Linked DNA regions of Homo sapiens: all the other regions are linked to region 1. Evidence: chromatin loops called from intact Hi-C (ENCODE). Cell type or tissue: MCF 10A. All regions are shown on one strand. Each heading gives the region's core, and the rest is flanking DNA. Links, peaks and the distances in the headings are about the cores only.

Region 1 (7,023 bases), core at 883-5,882:
GAAGTGAATAAATAGCAAAATGAGTAGGGAATTAAAACAGATATTGGGGCATTTTCACAGTGATGGAGAGACAAAGGCAGATAAACACATCCCTTTGTGTCATTACATCCCATCCTCTCCTCCTACCCCCCAAAGACAGAGCAATTAGGCTGAGTTTCCAGGGATTGCCTGGCCTGTGTAGGTGCTGCGCACCCTCCATCCAGTGACCCAGTACAAATGCCGTCTCTCGCAGCTTCACAGACCGCTGCTGCTGACTTAGGCCTCGGCTCTGACTCTGGTTCCCTTCCTCCTGCCTTTCAGTCAGATTTTCCCATTTCCGAAGTCAACAGCTTCCCCAAAGCAATGGGACACAGGACGTCATAACTCAGACGCCAAACAGCAGGAGCCAGGAGGGAGGGAAGAAAGGAACACAATGGAAATGGGTCTGCAGAGGCTGCGCAGAAGGAGGACTGGAGTGGGAGTCTAGGGGAGATTAAAGCAAGTGCGTGACGCTGAGCATTGTTGGGCACAAAAGCCACTGTGTTTGGTGTCCAGTTGATATCTCATGTTTAAAGTCCGGGGTGTATGCACAGAAGGTGGGATTTAGAATCTGGACAATCAGACTAGGGGGTTGGAGGAGCTAAAACCAGCCCCTTCCTGGACAGAGATGGTCCAGAGGTGGGCAGAGGCAGGCTCCAAGAGGACACTGGAGTGCTGCCCAGTAAACTGAGGCCTAAGCACTTGTGAATGAATGGAGCCCAGAAAAAAGGTAGCAGATGGGGGAGGGGAGCAGTTTCAGGCTGCACACCAATGCCTCGATGCAAAAGACACCAAGGACCTGGCAGCAGACTCCTTTCTCTTTCCACAACCTGGTGGGCCTGTGAGGTTGCTCAGGTTACCTTGTATCTAGTAGCAGCCAGGTCTCAGCTGGAAGAAGCCACAAGTGAGGAGGCAGGGCCTCAGAGAAGAGCAGGGGCCAGTCATTCGAGGCACCCAAAGATGTCCTGGAAGGGAGCTGGAGGATCTTTCTAGAACTCCCAATTCAATGTGTTGAGGTGTCTCAGTCCTGTTTCACAGGACTTTTAAACTAATATGGCAGACTTTTGGCTGATTGTAACTGAGTACTTTAAATTATGTAGATGACTATATTTTTTTTCACTTAAAAGGTCAGTTCTTATATAACTTGCCTCATTCTTTTCAAAAAATATTTTCATATACCCACTAAATAGAATATATAGAAATGTATGCATAAAGCATATATACACACACAAAGAAAGACAATCTTCATATAGAAAAAATATAATACGCATTCTTAAGTGTACTCAGCACCCAGATCCAGAAATAGAACATACCAGCACCCTAGAAGTCCTGATCATACTTAACTCTTAATTTAAAAAAAATTATCTCAGCAACTGCCAACCCCAAGAAATACCTTTCCAATTTAGGTTGAAAACAAATAAGGAACTGCAATACAGTACGTGGGTTTTCACTCTGTGGCACACTTTCCATACAGATCTATTCTGCAAAGGGAATTACACCTCATCTCCAGCTCACCCAAGAAAGCCCATGGAGATTCACGCTGATTACACAAAACGGATCCATAGCATTAGCAGTGGCTGTTCTGCTCCATGGTCGTTCAGAAGTCAGCCCTGCGTCTGACTGAATGGCCTGAGTCCTTTAGTATAATTACTGTCGTGTACATCTTCCTTCCAAGCTCTGCAGCAGCAGCCAGCGTGGAAGGGGAGATTTCCACAACCAGCACTTATTTCTGTCCATGCAGTTTCCAGTGGAATACTTAGCAGCATTTCCTCCACAGGGCAGGGCACCTTGGAATTACTGTCTGCTTCCAGGGAGTTTTGAGCTCAGAGTCTCTGCTGGGGATTGGGATGGGACAGGGAGGGTGTACAAACATTCCTCTGAAGTAGTGCACAAGATTTTCAGCATTTTTCGAGGGAGCGTCTCAAAGTTACACAACATCCCCACACCCTGCCCTTCCCCCTAAAAGGTTAAGAACCTCTTTACTTGACTATGAGTTATCTGAGGGCAGAGGCATTGATTAATCTTCTTCAACCTGTATCCACAGTGAGATTTTTTTTTCTGTATTACCAGCCATCAGCCTGTGTAACTGAAAAAAGCTAGGAATTTGGGGTCAGACACACTGTCATCCTCCGTGTAACTGAGTAAATTTTTAAACTCTCTGAGCCCTCATTTTTTTCATCAGTAGAGTAACTATAATAATGCCCACTACACTGTAACATTATATATGTCTGCCAGAGTGCTTGGCTCATTAAAGAATTTCTGCAAAGTCCAGCTATCCTATCTCCCTACCTCTCTGATAAATCCAGAGCAAGCTGAGATGGGAAGAAAGGTTGAGCTCACAGTTATCCGGATGTTTCAGACTCACAACCAATATGAAATTGAGGCTGGCCACGGGATGGCAACTCCACTCAGCATAGCCACGGAGTAGCAGTGAGAGCACTGTGTCCCTTGATGTTCAGCCCATAACTCTTCAAAAGGCCCCTTCTTGGTAGCCCTGATCAGTTCTGGTGTGCAGTCTGTCAAGTTCTGGATTGCCATTTTAGCACGGCACCCATGTTTTGAGAGCAGGAGCTTGGTCTGATTCCACCACTGCACAAGGCTAGGCACACTGCAGGTGTTGGATAAATGCCAGCTGAATTTACAGATTTTAATAATGAAGTCTACGGCTCAATTTAACTAGAAATTATAAGTAAAATAGCATGTTAAACCCTATATAGTTCTTTCGGGCCCCCAGAGGAAAGGACAGGTAGCTTTCAACAGACTATCAAATGGAGAGAAATGTTAATCTATTCCTTAATAATCTCCTTATGTCTTTATATGCAAAAAACTCCCCAATAGGTGTGTGTTTCAGGGGAATCATCAGACCCTCCTGCTCAACGCCTATTGACTTACAGGTGCTAAATACCCAGTAAGTTGCTCTCTGTTCTACTTAACAACCACCTAATTCATCCACTGTTCCAGACTTGGAAAGAGATGATTCTTGTCCTGAGGTTTTCTCCAACAGAAAGGGAAGAAAGTACATCAGTTAATAATTCTTAGTATTTGATTTAGAGTTTCAAGTCTATAACCATCAAGATAGCAATTCTAAGAGGCAAAAAGGCAAAAAAAAGTAGTCTGTATTGAAAGCAATTATAATGGCCACAATAATATCAATAACATCTACCGTGGATGAACGCATTTGAAATGCAGAGTAAAGGACTAATCATGAATCATCTCATTGTATTTTCTCAAGAAGGAAGTAAAATAAGCATGACTTTATTTCCACTTCTCAAATGTGGAAACTTGATGGAGAGAGGTCAAGTGACTTGGCCAAGGACACAGTTACAAAGTCAAAAGTCCAGCCTAGATCTACCTGATTCTACAGCCTCTGCTGAGAACTGAAACCAAAGTCAGGCACCTTGTCATACATCAATATCATTAATGGTGCCAGGAGTAGACTCCATTATTCTGAATTCCTAAATCCAAATTTTACACATTGAGAGGATCTGTAGATTTGCTTCTACAGCTGTATAGATTATCCAATTCTGATTTTTAAGTCAAATCACACAATGGCTGGGCAGGCTTCCCCAAACCCTGGCAAAGTTTTCATTGCCCACAAGATGGCGTTGAGGGGTGAATGAAAAACCTCCAGGCATGGATGTCCTATGTGCACCATTCCATCAGAACATAAATGCACTGGCATTTTCCAGCAAGATCTGTTAACAGTTTTGGACCAAGGAAGGAGAAGGGGCCTCGTTAGATCTATCACTATCCAGTCATGTACCACGTCCTGCATTAACGCTTTGCATCTGTGACTCCAAAACAAAGTCTCAGAAACTCCCTGGTAGGTGTGGCAAGTACGTGACAATATGCTAAACTAAACTCAATTGGTTTAACCTCCAGTTCCTTAGGAGTCCTGGGCATACCTTCCTTACTTGAAATTACACGTAACCTTGGTTGGCACACAGTAGGTGCCCAATCCGCTGAAGAATTGATGAATGATGTTTCATTCAATACCTTGAATGCTGGCCTTCTCTGGATAAGGATTGGCTAAATTTTACATCCAGAGGTTAATGAAGCTGTCATTGAGAGTTGAGGTTCTGAGGAAGAAAGACTAAGGTCTGCTGGAAAGACACCTGGACCGTGAGAAGCCCAGGTGTGCAACTCTAGTTCTGAGCCTTAGAACCTTTGAACAAATCACTGAGTCTCAAGGTCCTCATCTTTAAAATATTCATGTTTGCCCTGCATAGTTTCTATTGAAATAATCAAATATGCTAAGGAATGAAAATTGCTGTACAGAAAAATGTCACTATTCCAAATGTAAAATTCTATACTCAGGAAGGGAGCAGTTATTGCCTTTTAGTAGGTGACACTAAAGTTGGTCATGCATTAAGAATCTGGAGTCAGAGCTGAATCTCAGCGACACCATTTACTAGTAGTGTGACCTTAGGTAAATAATGTAACTCTATGACCCACAGTTTCTACCTCTATAAAATGGGGGTAAGAATAGTATAAGCTTCTTGGAGATTAGGACAGAGGTAAAAATAAAGTATTTATCAAAATGCCTAGCACATAGTTACCATCAAAATGGTACTAATCATAATATTAATATTATGTGTACAACTTTTAATTTATGTATATCATGAGTTATGATATTTTAAACATAGCTCTTACTGACTCCCATGAGCCAATTGCATGCATGTCTTTTCAACTTTGTGTTCAGCAGCAATCACATTGGCAGCTTGAAAATGGCTGTAGTAGGAGTTATTTACACTACTACTATAGTTGTGTAGTATAATTGATAAATGCTACAAATCAGAATTGTTGTTTATTGTTGTTTTCATTTTCTTCCAGAGAATCAATTTATCAGTATCAACCAGGCGTGGTGGCTCCTGCCTGTAATCCCAGCGCTTTGGGAGGCCGGGGCAGGTGGATCACTTGAGGTCAGGAGTTTGAGACCAGCCTGGCCAACATGGCAAAACCCCGTCTCTACTAAAAATACAAAAATTAGCCGAGCGTAGTGGCGCATGCCTGTAATCCCAGCTACTTGGGAGGCTGAGGCAAAAGAATCACTGGAACCCAGGAGGCAGAGGTTGCAGCGAGCTGAGGTGGCACCACTGCACTCCAGCCTGGGCGACAGAGAGAGACTCCATCTAAAAAAAAAAAAAAAAAAAATTACCAGTATCCTTTTGGTTATGCATATTGAATGTGTCTTAGTTTAGGTCTCCTAGAAGCATTTCCTAAGCTGAGATTCATATGTAATTGAGCTATTGAAGGAGTGCCCCCAAATAAAACTTGCAAGTGTGTGAGGGAAGCCTTATAGGGCAGAGGAAGAAACCGGGCAAAGGTGAGGGTGCAGCTGAAGTCTAGTCTCAGCCTCATTCCACAGGCAGCTCTGGAGCCTGCGTGGAACCACAGAGTTCCCACCTTGAGGCAAGGGTGCCAAACTTTTCTGCCCTTGTGTTAGTTGGCCATTGGCTACTGACAGACTTCTGGAGAGAATGCAGCTTCCCAGGCCATTCTGGGTGGCACAGCTCCTGATAGCAAGTAATTCTCTGAAGGGTCCAGCTGTGAGTCAAGAACATCTAGCACTGATGAGACATGGATGCACCAGCCCAGCAAAGGGCAGCTGAGCAGGGCACCAACAGCACCTACTACAGTATGGAAACAGATTGTCATACTAGACATTTGAACTAGAATAGATTTGGGAAGTCACCTCTCCTATGTGTGTAATCCAATACAGAAGAGTTGCTTATTCAATCAGCAAATATTTATTTAGTGTAAACTACATTCCTAGTAATGGGATTGGTACTGGAGATGCAGGGCTGAATGCAATCAGATGTGGAGTCCCGGCACTGGAGGAGTTTACATTCCAGCTATGGAGACAGACATTAACCAAATGCTCCCACAAATAAACACACATTTACAACTGTGATGGTTACTGTGAAAGGGACAGGAAACATAGTACTCTTCTGTCAAGACAAGGGTTTGATAGACAGGGAGGCCCCAGAGAGCTTCCCTAAAAAAGTGACATCTGAACTGAGATCTGAAACATGAACTCACTAGGTGTGGGAGTAGGATGAACTAGAAGTGGGAGGAGCTGACAGTAGACAGGTAAGTGAACCTTCCCTTGGACTCATCTCCAGGACAAGCTTGCGTATGGAGATTTGTCCCTGAGGCCCAAGGAGTGGGATGGCTCCTGGAGACCACGGGGGTGGGGAAATGAGGAAGCAAGGAGAGTTATCTTTACTCTTCTGAGAACAGTACTTAGAAGGCAGGCCAACCCTTTTCTATTTCTACTAATATTCTAGAATTCTCTATTTTGAAAACAAGACTATTTTTATCCTCTGTCAGTCCTCTGAGCCCAAGCCAAGCCATCGCATCCCCTGTGACTTCCAGGTATATGACCAGATGGCCTGAAGTAACTAAAGAATCACAAAAGAAGTGAATATGCCCTGCCCCACCTTAACTGATGACATTCCACCACAAAAGAAGTGTAAATGGCCGGTCCTTGCCTTAAGTGATGACATTATCTTGTGAAAGTCCTTTTCCTGGCTCATCCTGGCTCAAAAACACCCCCACTGAGCACCTTGTGACCCCCACTCCTGCCCGCCAGAGAACAAACCCCCTTTGACTGTAATTTTCCTTTACCTACCCAAATCCTATAAAATGTCCCCACCCTTATCTCCCTTCGCTGACTCTCTTTTCGGACTCAGCCCACCTGCACCCAGATGAAATAAACAGCCACGTTGCTCACACAAAGCCTGTTTGGTGGTCTCTTCACACGGACGTGCATGAAATTTGGTGCCGTGACTGGGATCGGGGGACCTCCCTTGGGAGATCAATCCCCTGTCCTGCTCTTTGCTCTGTGAAAAAGATCCACCTATGACCTCAGGTCCTCAGACCGACCAGCCCAAGAAACATCTCACCAATTTCAAATCCGGTAAGCGGCCTCTTTTTACTCTCTTCTCCAGCTTCCCTCACTATCCCTCAACCTCTTTCTCCTTTCAATCTTGGTGCCACACT
Region 2 (7,023 bases), core at 1,113-6,112, 210 kb after region 1:
TATTAATTTTTTCTCATAGCACGTAACACTAGCTGGCCCATTATGTGAGTGTGTGTATGTGAGTGTGTGCGTGTGGTGTATGTAGTGTGTGGAGTGCATGTGGAGTGCATGTGTGGATTGTGTGTTTACACATGTGTACTTTTTGTTTAATGTCTGACTTCGCCTCTATATGGTGAGCCCCAGGACAGTAGGGACCTTGCCTGACTAGCCCACCAGAGTGTCCCCAGTACCAAAAATGACACTGATACAGTATGGATATTTGTCCCCTCCAAATCTCATGTTGCAATATGATTCCCAGTGTTGGAGGCAGGGCCTGGTGGGAGGTGTCTGGGTCATGGCCTCGGATCCCTCATGAAGAGCTTGGTGCCTTCCTGGAGATTATGAGTGAGTTCTTGCTCTATGAGTGTTCATGAGAACTGATTTTTGAAAGAGCCAGGCACCTCTCTCTCCTCTCTCACCACGTAACACCTGCTCCTTTTCACCTTCCACCATGAGTGGAAGCTCCCTGAAGCCCTCACCAGAAGTAGATGCCGATACCAGGCTCCTGGTACAGCATGTAGAACTATGAGCCAAATAAATCTGCTTTCTTCATAAATTACTCAGCCTCAGGTATTCCTTTATAGCAACGCAAGCAATCTAAGACAGGCACCTTGGCATATGCAAGGTGCTCAACAAATATTTGAGAAATAAACAAGCAAACAACAAATGGGTAGTGAATGAAATTAAACTGTATGGTACTTGGCACATACTAGTCACAAAATGTACTTATAAAATTTATTTTATTAGACTCTGAATGCCAGGTGACTTATGATAAATGAGTTCACATAAAATGAACAAATTTTTGACCTATCCTAAACAAAACACAAGAGCCCGTATGCGGAAGGGGAATAGAAGTATTCCAATAACTTCTTTTTGAGAAGAGTTATAACAATTGAGTATAAATTTAAGTTATGAGCTTCTTATTAGCAAAAGCAAGGAGGTAAACCAGATGAGATGTCACAATTCTATTAGATGCAGAAAGCAGTATACTATCACCCAATGCTAATATCTTATCAGATACCTTGGGTGAACAGGAAGGTATTATGGCTCCACTTGGCCTCAGCAGATCTGCTTGAAAGAAATGACACAGCATTTAAATTTTGTTCCATGTGGTCGACTCAGTCCACTTTCTCTTCTTTCTCTACATGCAAGCCTATATAACTAGTTCCCTTTAGGAGGAAAATGCCTGGCTTCCATAGTTTTCCCTTCTACAGCAGAGGTGCTGAATAGGATGAGCTATGTGCCCATTTCCTAGGTTGACCAGACACCTTCTGAGACTGCTGTGAGATTTCCTGGCAGGGATCAGTTCACAAATGTAGCATGCCTCTTCAAGAGTGAGAAGACTTTGAGGGAGATATACCTGAGAGCACTCAATAATTGAAAGGCAAGAAACACCACAACCAGAGCAGCCTCCCAAAGGCAGGGACAATCTGTCCTTGGAAACAGCAAACTTACTCAAATTAGAAGCCTCCGTGCGGGTGTGTATGAATGTTGATTCAACCCTTGTTAAGCACTGACCCTCGGAGGTAGCTACAAGCCAGAGTGTCAGCTGCCCAGAAGCTGGAAAGAGGTCAGAACAAATGTTCCAATGATGTGATGCTGTCCTGCCCCTAGAAGGTGCCCCGGTGCAGTGGGAGGACCTTTGGAGCCCACCAAGCCTGGATTCAAATCTGCCCCCTAACTTGTTAGCCAATTGACCTTGAACCCTTCCTTGCACATTGTTCCCTTCATCTGCAGAAGGTGATTGACACCATTGCCCTGTGCAGCCTATCAGCTACAAATACAGGTCTGGGGTCAGGCTGCTTGGGTTTGACTCCTAGCTTACCGATGGGGTGTCCTTGGGCAAGCACCTTGTGTTCTTTCTTTTATTTTCTCATCTATAAAATGGGTATAGACATACCTACATCCTGTGACTATGGTAAGGACCATATGTACTAAACCATGTAAAGCCTTTAACCCACTGATGATGGAGGTTGCAAATTTTTTCTGTGAAAAATTGGACCTTGGCGATGACCTTGAGGAGTAGGATATAAATAACTCCCACAAGCTTAGTGTTCCAATAACGGAATACTAGGTATACATGGGTTAAGACAGTGCTCTTAAGGATAAGATGTTACTTGTTTTGATTCTCCAAAATTTGGGGCTTGGTGTGAGGCCAAAAACATGTGAGTAGTTGGCACAGTGCCAACACTTAGTGTTTGCATCTCTTTCTTGCGGAAAGCCAGATTCAGTCCAAGCCCTGCTTGGGGGTGAGAGTAAGGTCCCTTCTGCAAACCCAAAAAGGGGTCCCAGGGACAGTTGGATGAGGAATTCCAGGCCAAAGCTTTTCCTTGGATGTGGCAGTAAGAACAGAGTGCACTGGGAACGGGCTGGCCAGCGCCTGCCCCCCTGGGAGTCACAGGAACAGAAATAGGAAGCCCGGGCTGGTATTTACAGTAACTCTTCAGCCCCTGACCACATTGTCTTGTCTGTGGTGCATTTATTTTGGGGACAAGTACTGAAGTCATTGCTGCCCGAAAGTGCTCCAGGCGGGCCCGCCTGTCTCTGCTTTCCCAGGAGAGCCCTGAGGTGAGGGAACCAGACCCACAGGCAGGCCTGGAGGTGCCCTGAGTCTGGAAGGCTGACCGCAGGCCCGGCTCAGGCCCCTGCCAGAGAACAGGCCCAGGCTCCCCAAGAGACTTTGAGAGGTGCCCCCAGCAGGAAGCTCAGAGGAGGACGAGGCGGAGGGAGGGATGTCCCGCCCCACCCACCCACACCCTCATCTCACTTTCCTTTTCCTTCAAGGGCTGCCTTGGCCTGCCTTCCTGGCTGCGAGTGCTCCTCTCTCTCCATTTCTTATAATTCAGCAGGGAAAAGGGGAAGTGGATTCTTCAAAGCCTCTTCCTGGCCTTGATGAGCAAATGCATGGTCCCAGGCCCGGGTTCTGGCCTAGGCAGGCCTCCATTAGCCGTAGCCTGCCTGAATGACAGGCAATCCTAAAATGCCTTCGTTCCTGATACCTTTGCTTAGCAGAAGCATTGAGCTTCCCTGGAGGCAGGCCTAAGGCTCCACCTGTGAACGGAGGCTTGATTTCTTCAAGACTGTCCTATCTGGGAGGTTGCTCTGGCCAGAGCCTTAGGAGCTACAGTGCATGTTGTAGACTATGAGGCTGGCTCCCCCTAGAGTTGTCCAGAGCACAACCAAATATTGTGTGCTCACCTCTAGAGCTTCATGAAGCAGAATTTTATAACCACTAGACCTGATTATCACTTTGCAGGCTTGGAGAGCTGACACTCCTCTATCAGGTTAGCATTTAGCGAGTACTTCACTTACCCTAAGGTGTGAGTTCATAGTGGCTTAATCCACTAACATTCCTTAGGGGTGTTTGTGTATTCACTGGACACAAAAACTGTTTAATGCCCAGGTTTAAAGGGCATAGCTGGAGAATGCTAGGCATTGTCTAAGACAAGAAAGAGATGCTGAGGTCCAGGAGACTCCCTTGTGTCTAACAGTTTATTCGAGAATAGCAAATGCCCGCCTGTCTGTGACCAGTGTTTTCTTGGAGCCAAGAATTATGCCTCTTGGGCATTTTGACCACCCCAGAAGATATATGCCATTTTTACTGAATAGAGGAGAGGAAGAAAACTCAGATTTATCCCCTACCCACTATTAGCCAGAAGTTATGCTAGCACTGTGACAAATGTCATTTCATTTATTTTCACAACTACCCTTCTGGGCTGTTATTATCACCTCCTGGAAACAAGTAATGTGAGGCTGAAGGGAACTAAGCATATTGCCTTAAGTGACAGAGCAAATAAGAGGCAAACTTGTGATTTGAACCCATGTCTGTGTACACCCAGAGTCAGTCCTCCCCTCCCTCCTGCCGCCATCAGATGGAATCCCATCTGTGTTCTGGGTATCAGCGTCCTCTGAGGAGTTCACTAAAATGTGCATTCCAGTTGAAATCTGAATTTCTAGGAGTCAGTCCCAGAAATTTCTATGTAATTCCTCCCTGCCCTCAACAAGGGATTCTGGTACAGAACCTGGTTTGTAAACTAACGTTTTGGAAGTTAGGTTGACGTTTGATAGTAGAAATAATCTCACTAGCCTAGGGAATTCCCACATCTTTGTTCATGCAAAGGAGGATGTCTTTTGTCTTCCATCCTTGAAGGCCCAATTCTAATTTAACCTTCTCCAGGAAGCCTTCTTGGACTGTTTATCCAGCATGTGGTATCTCCTCTGTTTCCTACAATTATCTCCTTGTGCCTCTCTAATGCACTAACCACTGCATGCCTTGGACAGGCTATCTGCATGCTTTTACCTTTCCTAGACTTGAAACTCCTCCTGGACAAACCTGGCTTTCTCATATTAGTTTTCATCCATTCACACTCATTATCATGGAGGATGCCAGAAACCTGGACAGAGCCCTAGATGTAAATCAAAAAGCAAGCATTGAAATGAGTTATGTTGGATAGAATGATCAAGGAACTTTATTAGAAACCTATATCTAGATGGCAAACCTGCAGATTCCTCAAAATCCTCAGCTGCTTCTGGCTAATTTGACTTTTATCACCCAAATCCCTCTACCAGAAATAATCTCTCTCTCCAATATATCCACCTGGTGAACTTCTCTTGACACTTTTCAATCGTCATCTCCTTGCAAAATCATTCCCACTCAGAGCAGCATTTACTACACCTGCTTCTGGGAAAGCTCTGCTATGCTAGGACCCACCAGAGGATATCCTATACTTTATTGTATGCCTTTCCCTCTGGGCTGCAAGCCTCTGCAGGACAGAATTAGGCCTTACTCATCCATCTTATTCATTCCTAGGGCCTTAGTGTTTGGACAGGCACATATTAGTAGCTCATGAGAAGAATGAATAAATGAATGAATGAGTGAATGAATGGAAAAATAACAGTAGCAAGTCTGGGTAACATCTCAACAGATGGGTCAGTTTTTCTCTCTAGAGTCAGTGTTTCTACAAGAACATAAACAAAGGGCAGCCAGCTCGCTACCAAGACCCGGCTCCACAGATTTTCCTGAGAGTCATCAGGTAGCCCTGGGTGAAAGAAGAAAGTCCCTAAGATCAGCTCCCTCTCTACCTGCCAGAGGTGTTCCCAATACCTAAGACAAAGCCAGGGACATGATAGATCGTTCAACCTTACCTCCTCCCACAAGGTCTCTCTTTCATAGTGTTTGCCTACTGGAGAAATTTCTCGAAGTGGATCCTGGAGTGTCACAAGAGCCCTTCACAAAGCCATTCCTACAACAAAACGTGGCCTGGCATGGAGCTCTCCCTCCTTGCTTCTTGTCCCAGAGTCTACGGGCATCAGAAAGTGATATGCAGGGAGATCCCAGGGGCTTCATCAGCACGTTCAGAGCCAAGTCACAGGGGTCAATGTTTTTCCCCATTTCTGCTCATAATCAGTAACAAATGCAGCCATGACTCTGAACTTGCTTTTCTAGTACTTTTTAAAAAGACCTTTAGCCACATAATTTTTATTAGCTCTTTCTTATGTTTTTGTCATTTAACAATAAGAAAATTCCCACAAATTGAAGCCAGACATGTTTACATGGGCTATCAAAAGCCACTATACTTTTATCAGGTTCATCTTTATTTATTCAGTGTCCTTAGCTCACTAGTCATGGGTTTTCAGTGTCTCCTTGTTGTTTTGAAAGCCAGAAGATGCTGGCATATGGTACAAGTTGATTCTCCACTATGCCCATATGCCTAAAACCCCTAGAAAGTTCTTTGTTAGGGAGAGTAGGAGAGACATGTGAAATGAAAATCTCTGTTCCATTTGCATGTATTCAATTGAATGTGCCATCCTGTACATATAATTAAGCCCTGATATATATCATAATTATGAAACTGGCACAATTTTGTATCTCATTAAAGTGGCGTGATTAGAACAATAGAATGTACGCCGTACACCTCCCTCCTTTCAGGTATAAACCAGGCCAGGTTTCTATGGTGTCTTGGAGCCTTTTACATAATCCGTCTATCACAGAGAGGACATGGGCTCCTGGAAACCACTTCTGATGTACAGTCACTGACACCTACTCAAGCTGGGACCATGCCCACCTACTTGGTGCTCAGACTCAGACTCAACCATTCCTCTCCATCCCAGGCTCAGTGAGGAGAAAAATCAATATTCCTAAGTGGGAAAAGACCCAATAAGTTGCTGAAAAAGTTACTTCCATTTATATGTTTGCTTTTAAGTGGTCCTCTTTGGGGCAGTTAAATGGCAAAGTGGCCGGAGCACAGAAGAGGTGGCAGCCAGCCCAGCTCCCCTCTCACTACCTTGCAACCCCAGAAAAGCAAATAACCTCTCCAAACCTTGCTTCCCTGTTTATTAGTATTTATTTATTTGATTTTCTTAAGTTTGCCCTTTGTGGTAAGAAATCACCTCAGGGCACAGGCACAAGAGAGTAACAATTCATTAAACTACATACAACTGAGCTGAGATGGCTGACAGCCTCGAAGTAAGAGACAGCCAGACAAGCCTTTTTTAAAGCTTTGGCCCCCTAACTTGCCAGAACTACCGTAGGAGTCCAAGAACGCAGCAAGGAAGCACTCACTAGATAGGGAGAGAGGCTCCAGCTCCCAGAGATCTTGGGAGGCGTTAGCAGCAGTGCCCAGGCAGGCTGACCATGCTCTAGGAGCAAAGCTCATCTCAAAAATGTGGAAGGTTGGCCGGGTGCGGCGGCTCACGCCTGTGATCCCAGCACTTTGGGAGGCCAAGGCAGGCGGATCATGAGGTCAGGAGATCGAGACCATCCTGGCTAACACGGTGAAACCCCATCTCTACTAAAAATACAAAAAAAAATAGCCGGGCATGGTGGCAGTTGCCTGTACTCCCAGCTACTCAGGAGGCTGAGGCAGGAGAATGGCGTGAACCCAGGAGGCAGAGCTTGCAGTGAGCAAGATCGCGCCACCGCACTCCAGCCTGGGTGACAGAGCGAGACTCCGTCTCAAAAAAAAAAAAAAGTGTGGAAGGTTC
Region 3 (7,023 bases), core at 1,423-6,422, 240 kb after region 1:
CAGGTGGAGAGAGAGAGATAAAGGGGAGGGGGAGAGAGAAAGTGAGAGGCACTAAGAAAACACAGGGCAGGGGTGGGAGTGTGCAAAAAAAGACAAAGGCTGGGAAAAAGCTATTCGGAGTTAGGGAGACTGAAAGAGTCAGGAAGGGGAAGAAAATAAAAGAGACAGAGACAAACATGGCCAGACTCGAAGTAAGTCAATCAGACACCAAGATACGGATGGGGACAAAAATGATCAACTAAGGAGGGAAAGAGGGAGAGCAAGAGAGCAGGGACAGACAGAAAGAGAGGAGTGAAAGGAGACAGGGAAGCATGTTTCTAGCACGCTGGACCACACCAGTTCCTCCCTGCCTGCACTCTGCTCAGCTGTTCCCTCTGCCTGGAAGGCTCTTCCCCCAGATTCTTGCATAGCTGGCTTTTCCTCCCCTTTCCAGCCTTTGCTGAACTGACACTACCTCAAAAAGTTCCCCAGTAGCCACCCCAATGGAAGGAAGGTCTGCCCTGCTCATCCCTACCCATTGTTCTGCATCAGAAAAGAACACCCCACTGATTTCTTTTATAGAACTCATGTAAATATGTTATTTTCTTGGCTTTTTATTATTCACTTGGGGCCACCATGGTCCTGGCATATCCCCATGATCTAGAACAGTGTCTGTGTCTGACATAGAGCAGGTGGTGCTTCATAACTGAAGAACAGATGAGTGAATGAACAAATGAACAATAGTAAAGGTAAAATCATTACTGAGCCAAAGCACTTCTCTTTGCCTACTCAGGTTACTCAGGTTGTAATAGTGCGATTTGGTGGCAGGGTTGGGTGTTGACTGGCAGTGCACGCCTGTTCTCAGCAGCTGGGCAAAGGCGGGGCTATCTGTGATGGAAGCATAGGACAGGAGCCTGCATCTGTGGATGGAGCTAAAGAAGATTCTGGGGAGACTGTGGGGTGGCTGGAGAGCTGGGAATTTTCTACCTGCAGAGGCCCCTCTGCAGTTCCTTTCAGACATGAATGGTTCCATCCATGATATTGCCTTGTCTAAAGTTGAAAATGACCCTGTAGGCCAAAGTGCATGATTCCCACATATATTTCTTGGGCAGCCAAATTTCCTAACTTAACTAACGAGGTTCCCACCAGCCTCATTAGGCCTAAGATGGCTTCCCCATCATGAAAGCTCTTTGTTTCTATGAAAAGAGCTCTTAGGAGCCATTGAGCGAGATCAGCTCCTGCTGATCAATGCTGAAGAGCACTCATGGGGAACCTTCCAGTCAAGATCAGAGTGCTTTGGCCTCCCAAAAATCCCTAGTAAAGGCCATTTGGCTTTCTGAAGCCAGACAAAAGGCAATTATATGCATTTCTATCTTTGGAAAATGTATTTGAGGAATCAGTGGTGAGGCCTGAATGCAGGAGATGCAGAGAGTCTGGACTGCCTGGTGAAAAGGATGCTGGCCATGAAATCCCAAAGTCAGGGGACCTCTTCAGGTCACTTACAGGGTGACTCAGTCCAAATAGCACTGGAGGCGATCCACAGCCTGCCACCCATCTCAACCCTTTCATTTCGCCTCTGACCTTTCTCTTCTTGCCCATATTTGTTCTTGCATAAATTTAACATAGTTACATTCATAAATTCCAGTTAATATTCTGCTTTCTAGGTAATGTATAATAAACATCTTGTATGTTTCCATGAGATCTTTGTCATCAACACTGCTGATGATTACATTGGTGCACCATGATTTCATTTACCACACCCTTGTAAATGGGCCTTTGAGAATTATCTAGGGTTTTGCTGTTCTAGATATTGATGTAACACACATCTTTTGCTTATAGCTAGTCCTTTCCTCAAGATCATTTTCACACCTTGAATATCAGGGTGTGACAATATGTTCTCATATTGTCCCAAAAGCTTGTAAGAATTTGGATGGTCACAAGCAGTGCATGCATGATTTTCATTCCAACCTCACCAGCATTGGTCATTAATAACATTTTTTTCTTAAATGATTAACGTAAATCATTTTAATCTCCTTGGTTAGAACTAAGAATTAACATTTTTGAAAATGTTTGTTTAATTTTTACATAATTTCATATGTGAATTTTTGTTTAGAGATTTGCTCAGCCCATCCCATTCCTATCTGCATCTGTAAATTTAGGGTGTAAGTCACCATCCATGGCCACCTCTGAAGAATAAAGAATGATATATTCAGGGGGTAAAGTTATAAACTGTGGGCAGTACTCAAAGCTTCAAATCAAGTCCTTGCAATGGAGTAGGGGCAGCCTCATTAACAAGGACAGCCACACTTTCCCCAGTCAAGTCTTGATATACCACAGGACTAAGCCAGTGGGTCATAATATTTATGCACTCTGTGCCTCAGGCACTGTGCTAAGCACTTTACATATATATTTCACTTAATCTTTACAAGGTCACTGAGATGTAGACATTAGAATTTCCATTTTACAGATGGAGCTGAAATAAGTAAAGTAATTGCCCCAACATCACCCAGCCTAGTGAAGATTCAAACCCAGATCTGTGGATCCATAAAGCTATGATGTAACCACTGCATTAGCTTCTGAATAAATAAAAAAAAAAATCAAAGGGGTTAAAAAATTGAAAAACATGATACTGTCTCTACCCTACATGTGATCACCAGTCTCCTGAATAGATAAGTAGGGAGAGCCACAAAGCCATGTGACCTATGTCATTACAGGTCTTTGAGGTCAGGAAGCCATGAGGACAGAGGTGAGAATCCCTCACTGAGGAGCTGAGGAAGGCTTCATGGAGAAGGCCATGTCCCATGGAGTACTGAAGCATGAATGAGAATTTGCCTCATGGACAAGAGTTGGGCTGAAGAGAGAAAGGAGGGCTGAGAGCCGGGTCTCGCCAAGAATGTGTGCCCGCAGGTTGGCAGGACTTACGAGTAACTACAGAAGGTAAGTTTTGGACTCGAATAGACCTGGTTTTGAATCCTGCTTCTTCTTGCTAGCTATGTGATTAGATAATCATTTCAGTCTCTGAGCCTCAGTTTGCCCATCTGCAAAACAGGCACGATTGTTTCACCAGTTGTTGTGGAGACTGAAGAGCATATGGCAGTGATGTGCTCAGGCTGGTACCTGGCAGAGAATCACTGTGCTGCCATCCCTAAGGACCTCCCACTTTTCTTGTGCCTCATCTTCTGCTTCTATAAGCAAACCTGAGAGCGTGTCCCATGAGAAGTGGCCTCCAAGGACACACAGCTGGGAGCACATATTTTCTGCCCAAAGGAAGCAACCAGAGTGCAGTGAAAATCACCTGGTCTTGGATTTAGCTACACTTGGTTTTGCACCCCATTTATACCACTTACTAGCTTGGACCTCAGAATGTGGACAAGTTACTTACCTCCATTGAGGCTCAGTTTTATCATCTGTGAAATGGGGACAGTCAGCCCTGTCTCACAGGTAATAGGACACATGGGCCCAGTATCCTGGACATAATATACATCAGTGTGCAATAGAAGGTCCCCAAAACCCCACCTCCTTATAATCAACACATGTGGGCACTGACTGCAATGGCCTACAAGAGATGTCCATGATTATGTTCATCTACAGCCCCCATCTAGGGACATCCCCAAAGGCCCCTGGGGCCCTTCAACCTTCAGGGTGCCCAGCCTGGCAGGGCCTATGAGCAGTAGCTGTGCCTCTGCCCCGGAGACCAACTTCTCCACATCCCCCCCCAGCTATTGCGGGAAGAGGCATGACTCATTCGAGGGAAGAGGGTTGGCACCTTCTCCCCCAGCCGCATGGGGCCAGCCAGCAGGCCTGTGGTTAAAGGACCTGCCTGGATTGCAAAACAAGCCAGTTTGCTGCATTCTGGGGTCACGTGATGCAGCCGGGCGCTGTGGATGGCCTTTTCTTCCCTCGCCCACTGACTCACTGCATGCTTGCTTGCAATCACATGGGCTCCCTGGGCCTCAGCTCCCCCAAGTGTTCTCGTTGCTGAGCTCATTTGGAGAAGAACTAAATTGGAAGGACTACTTCCTTTTTTCCCTTTTTTATTGCACCATGACTATATAAATATATTCTCATTATGAAAAAAGTGTAAAGACTATCAAATATAGAAATATAGAAATGGGAAACCACCCCTCAGGCCCTACCACATGGCCTCTGCAGTTGTAAATATGGTTAATATTTTCCTGAGTGTCTTCAAGGGCTCTGTCTTATTTTTTAATTAATGTTAGTTTACACAAGAAACTAACATTCCTCCTTTTAGAAATATTAGAATATTACTAAGAAGGCAGGAGTCCTCCTTGACGCTGTCATCTCCAATCCCATCCAGAGACAACCACTATTATCAGTTAAGTGTTTCTCCTTCAATCTCTATTCTTTGTGTGGTGTGTATAGATTACATATATGTACAGATTACATATAGAGAAACAGGAGTGCTGAGAGCCGGGTCTCGCTGAGAGTGTGTGCCCGCAGGTTGACAGGACTTACGAGTAACTACAGAAGGTAAGTTTTGGACTCAAATAGACCTGGTTTTGAATCCTGCTTCTTTTTGCTAGCTATGTGATTAAATAATCATTTCAGTCTCTGAGCCTCAGTCTCATACTCTCATAAGAAAGGCTAGGTGTGGGGGACATTTCTATACTTATTTTCCCAACTGTATGTATGTATGTTTGCATAACTTGTATGTATGTTTCCGTAACTTGTTTTTTCACACATCAGAATGTCTCAGAGATTTTCCACATTGTTACACAGAGGAGCCACAATTTCTTTTAATGGCTGCTTAGTATCTAATACTATAAATGTGCCATACCTTTTAATTGTTGTCAGGTAGTGACTTTAAAGTTGTCTCCATTTTTTTCTCTATTCACAAGCAATACTACGATGAATATTTTCCTATAATCCTTCTTTGCCCACATGCAGGTATTTTTTGAAGGTTGACACCAAGGAGTAGAATCTCTAAATCATAGCTGCACATGTTTGGGTTCAATAGATACCATTGCATGGCCCTCCCAAGAAAACAGTTCCTATTCTCTTCCTAAGTATCTACAAATATGCATCCGTGTGCACATGGGAATTCACTTTCCAAGAGTTCATGGTAAAATGGTCAAGAGGAAGACTGAGAAATACAAAGAATTTCTTCTCCCCAGGACTGAAAGTCCTGTTGAGGGACAGCATAGAGAGTAAGGAAGTGCCACAGAGCATTTAAACTAGATGGAAAGTATCCACCATTGACTACAAACTCACTATAGAGATGGAGAAATTGAGGCCTCTCAAAAGGAATTGACTTGCCGAGATTCAGCTCCCAGTCCCTTCTTGCCAGGCTTACTCTCAGCAGTTACAATGAAGCATACCCCCTTGTGTAGGAGCCAGAAGGATAGTTTCCAAATTCAAACATGATTATGTCCCCTCCTGTGCTTAAAATATTTCAGTAGCTAATTGTGCTCCAACTTCAAGACACCACCCAGACTTTTTTCACTGTTCTCCGGACAGACCCAGGATCTCTTCGGCCCAGGGCCTTTGCATATGCTTTTGGTGCTCTCTGGACTATTTCTTGCTCCTGCCTCTCCACACTCTCACATCTTGCTAACTCCTACTCATTCTTTTAAGAGGGAGTGTTCTTGCTATGTTTCCCAGGCTGGTCTCAAACTTCTGGCCTTAAGCGATCTTCCTGCCTCAGCCTCCCAAGTAGCTGGGATTAGAGGTGCAAGCCACTGTCCCCAGCCCCTACTCATTTTTGAGATCCCAGATGAAACATTCCCTCTGCAGGGAAGCCACCTTATCCTCCTTGAACAAACCAGAGCCCTCTCATTATGTCTCTTATCATCTCACACTTCTCCTTCAGAGCACTGTTCACAGGTTCCATTTACATTTATGTGTGGAATACAGCAAATTCTCACTTAACATCATCAATAGGCCCTCAGAAACTGTGACATTAAGCAAAATGACCTACTGCATGCCATAGGAACTTACTTCTTGTTTATATCAATTAGCTTATGGGAAAATGATTTTGTTATATAGCACATTCTTTGACTTAAAGTCACAGTTTCTGAGAACTTATCAACAATGTTAAATGAAGACTTATCATACTTAAAAAATATGTGACTCACCTTCTGAGTCTACAGGCTATATTTCTTTCTACTGGGTCCCCAGCCTTTAGCCCAGAGTAGATCTCAGTATTATCTTAATGGATGAATAAATGAAGGAGTAGCTTTACTCCTCTTCCCTTACCCTGTGACCTTGTGGTCTCACTCCTCACATCTCTCCCTGAGGCTTTCCCTTTGTCATCAGAGCTGAGGAGACAGCCTTGAAAAGTTCATACCTTCAGGAGACAAGGCGGCTGTCTGAAAGTCACTGGGGCTTCAGAATCAGCCATGCCTGATTTCAAAGCCCATTCAGCCACTTGGATTCTGACATGTCACTTTTGTCCACTGAGACTGTTTCCTCATCTGTAAAATGGAGCAGCAGCCCCTGTCTTGCAGGATTGTGTAAGGCATGAGCACAGGCCCTAGCCCAGTCAGCTACCTATTGTGGGTGTTCAATGCTGGAGGAAGCCCCAGAGACACCCCCTTCTCATCATCACCATACTGTGATCTGAAGCAGGTTTCCATGCTTATGATAATACAATGTTAACACTCCCCATGTATTCAGATCTTTGCCTTGAATCTAGGAGGTGAGTTCAGCTCTAGCATCTGATGGAACCAACCAGTAGCCACCAGATGCAGATGCTAAGGGCCAACATGGGATGAGAAATGGTATTTCCAGATCCCTGGAAGAAAAGTTGGTCATAAGAGGAGATGGAGGGGTATTTCCTGAGCTCCAGCTTCAGGAATCAGTAAGGGAGGCTGGGGGAACATTCTGCAGCCTTTGCAAGGGGCACATATGTAGTTTCAGAGCTGGGACCATGATCAAGAAGTCAGGAACACCCCAGAACTTCATACACTGCTCCTTTTGTTTCTTTCTTACCCATGGATGTGGACCTATGCCTTAAATCAGCATTGTTTCTGGACTTCATCATTTGTCAAGTATTCACTAATGCCAGGTCCCCGACAGGTACTA

The links. Hi-C counts contacts between places; a loop is a spot of excess contacts. Peaks named below come from ENCODE experiments on the same cell type or tissue, not always from the same donor. Only the 100,000 strongest peaks of a DNase experiment are listed, where the experiment ranks them.
Region 2: a loop joins it to region 1, with 25 times the contacts of the local background. A loop is called at or near these places in 7 of 110 quality-filtered maps.
Region 3: it touches region 1 in a loop (4-fold over the local background); 3 of 110 quality-filtered maps call a loop at or near these places.

What each region holds. Positions count from the first base shown.
Region 1 is chr20:40,262,709-40,269,731 of GRCh38, forward strand. No RefSeq gene overlaps it. Among named protein-coding and RNA genes, the nearest start is that of LINC01370, 260 kb to the left of the region's middle. RefSeq lists enhancers at 1-304, 6,109-6,640, 6,641-7,023. In MCF 10A, for the core only: a CTCF peak has its summit at 3,626 (motif pointing right); a DNase peak (open chromatin) is centred at 3,623.
Region 2 is chr20:40,468,284-40,475,306 of GRCh38, forward strand. No RefSeq gene overlaps it. Among named protein-coding and RNA genes, the nearest start is that of MAFB, 220 kb to the right of the region's middle. In MCF 10A, for the core only: no CTCF peak of the experiment used is centred there; a DNase peak (open chromatin) is centred at 3,178.
Region 3 is chr20:40,502,952-40,509,974 of GRCh38, forward strand. No RefSeq gene overlaps it. Among named protein-coding and RNA genes, the nearest start is that of MAFB, 180 kb to the right of the region's middle. RefSeq lists enhancers at 3,212-3,723, 3,724-4,235. In MCF 10A, for the core only: no CTCF peak of the experiment used is centred there; a DNase peak (open chromatin) is centred at 3,800.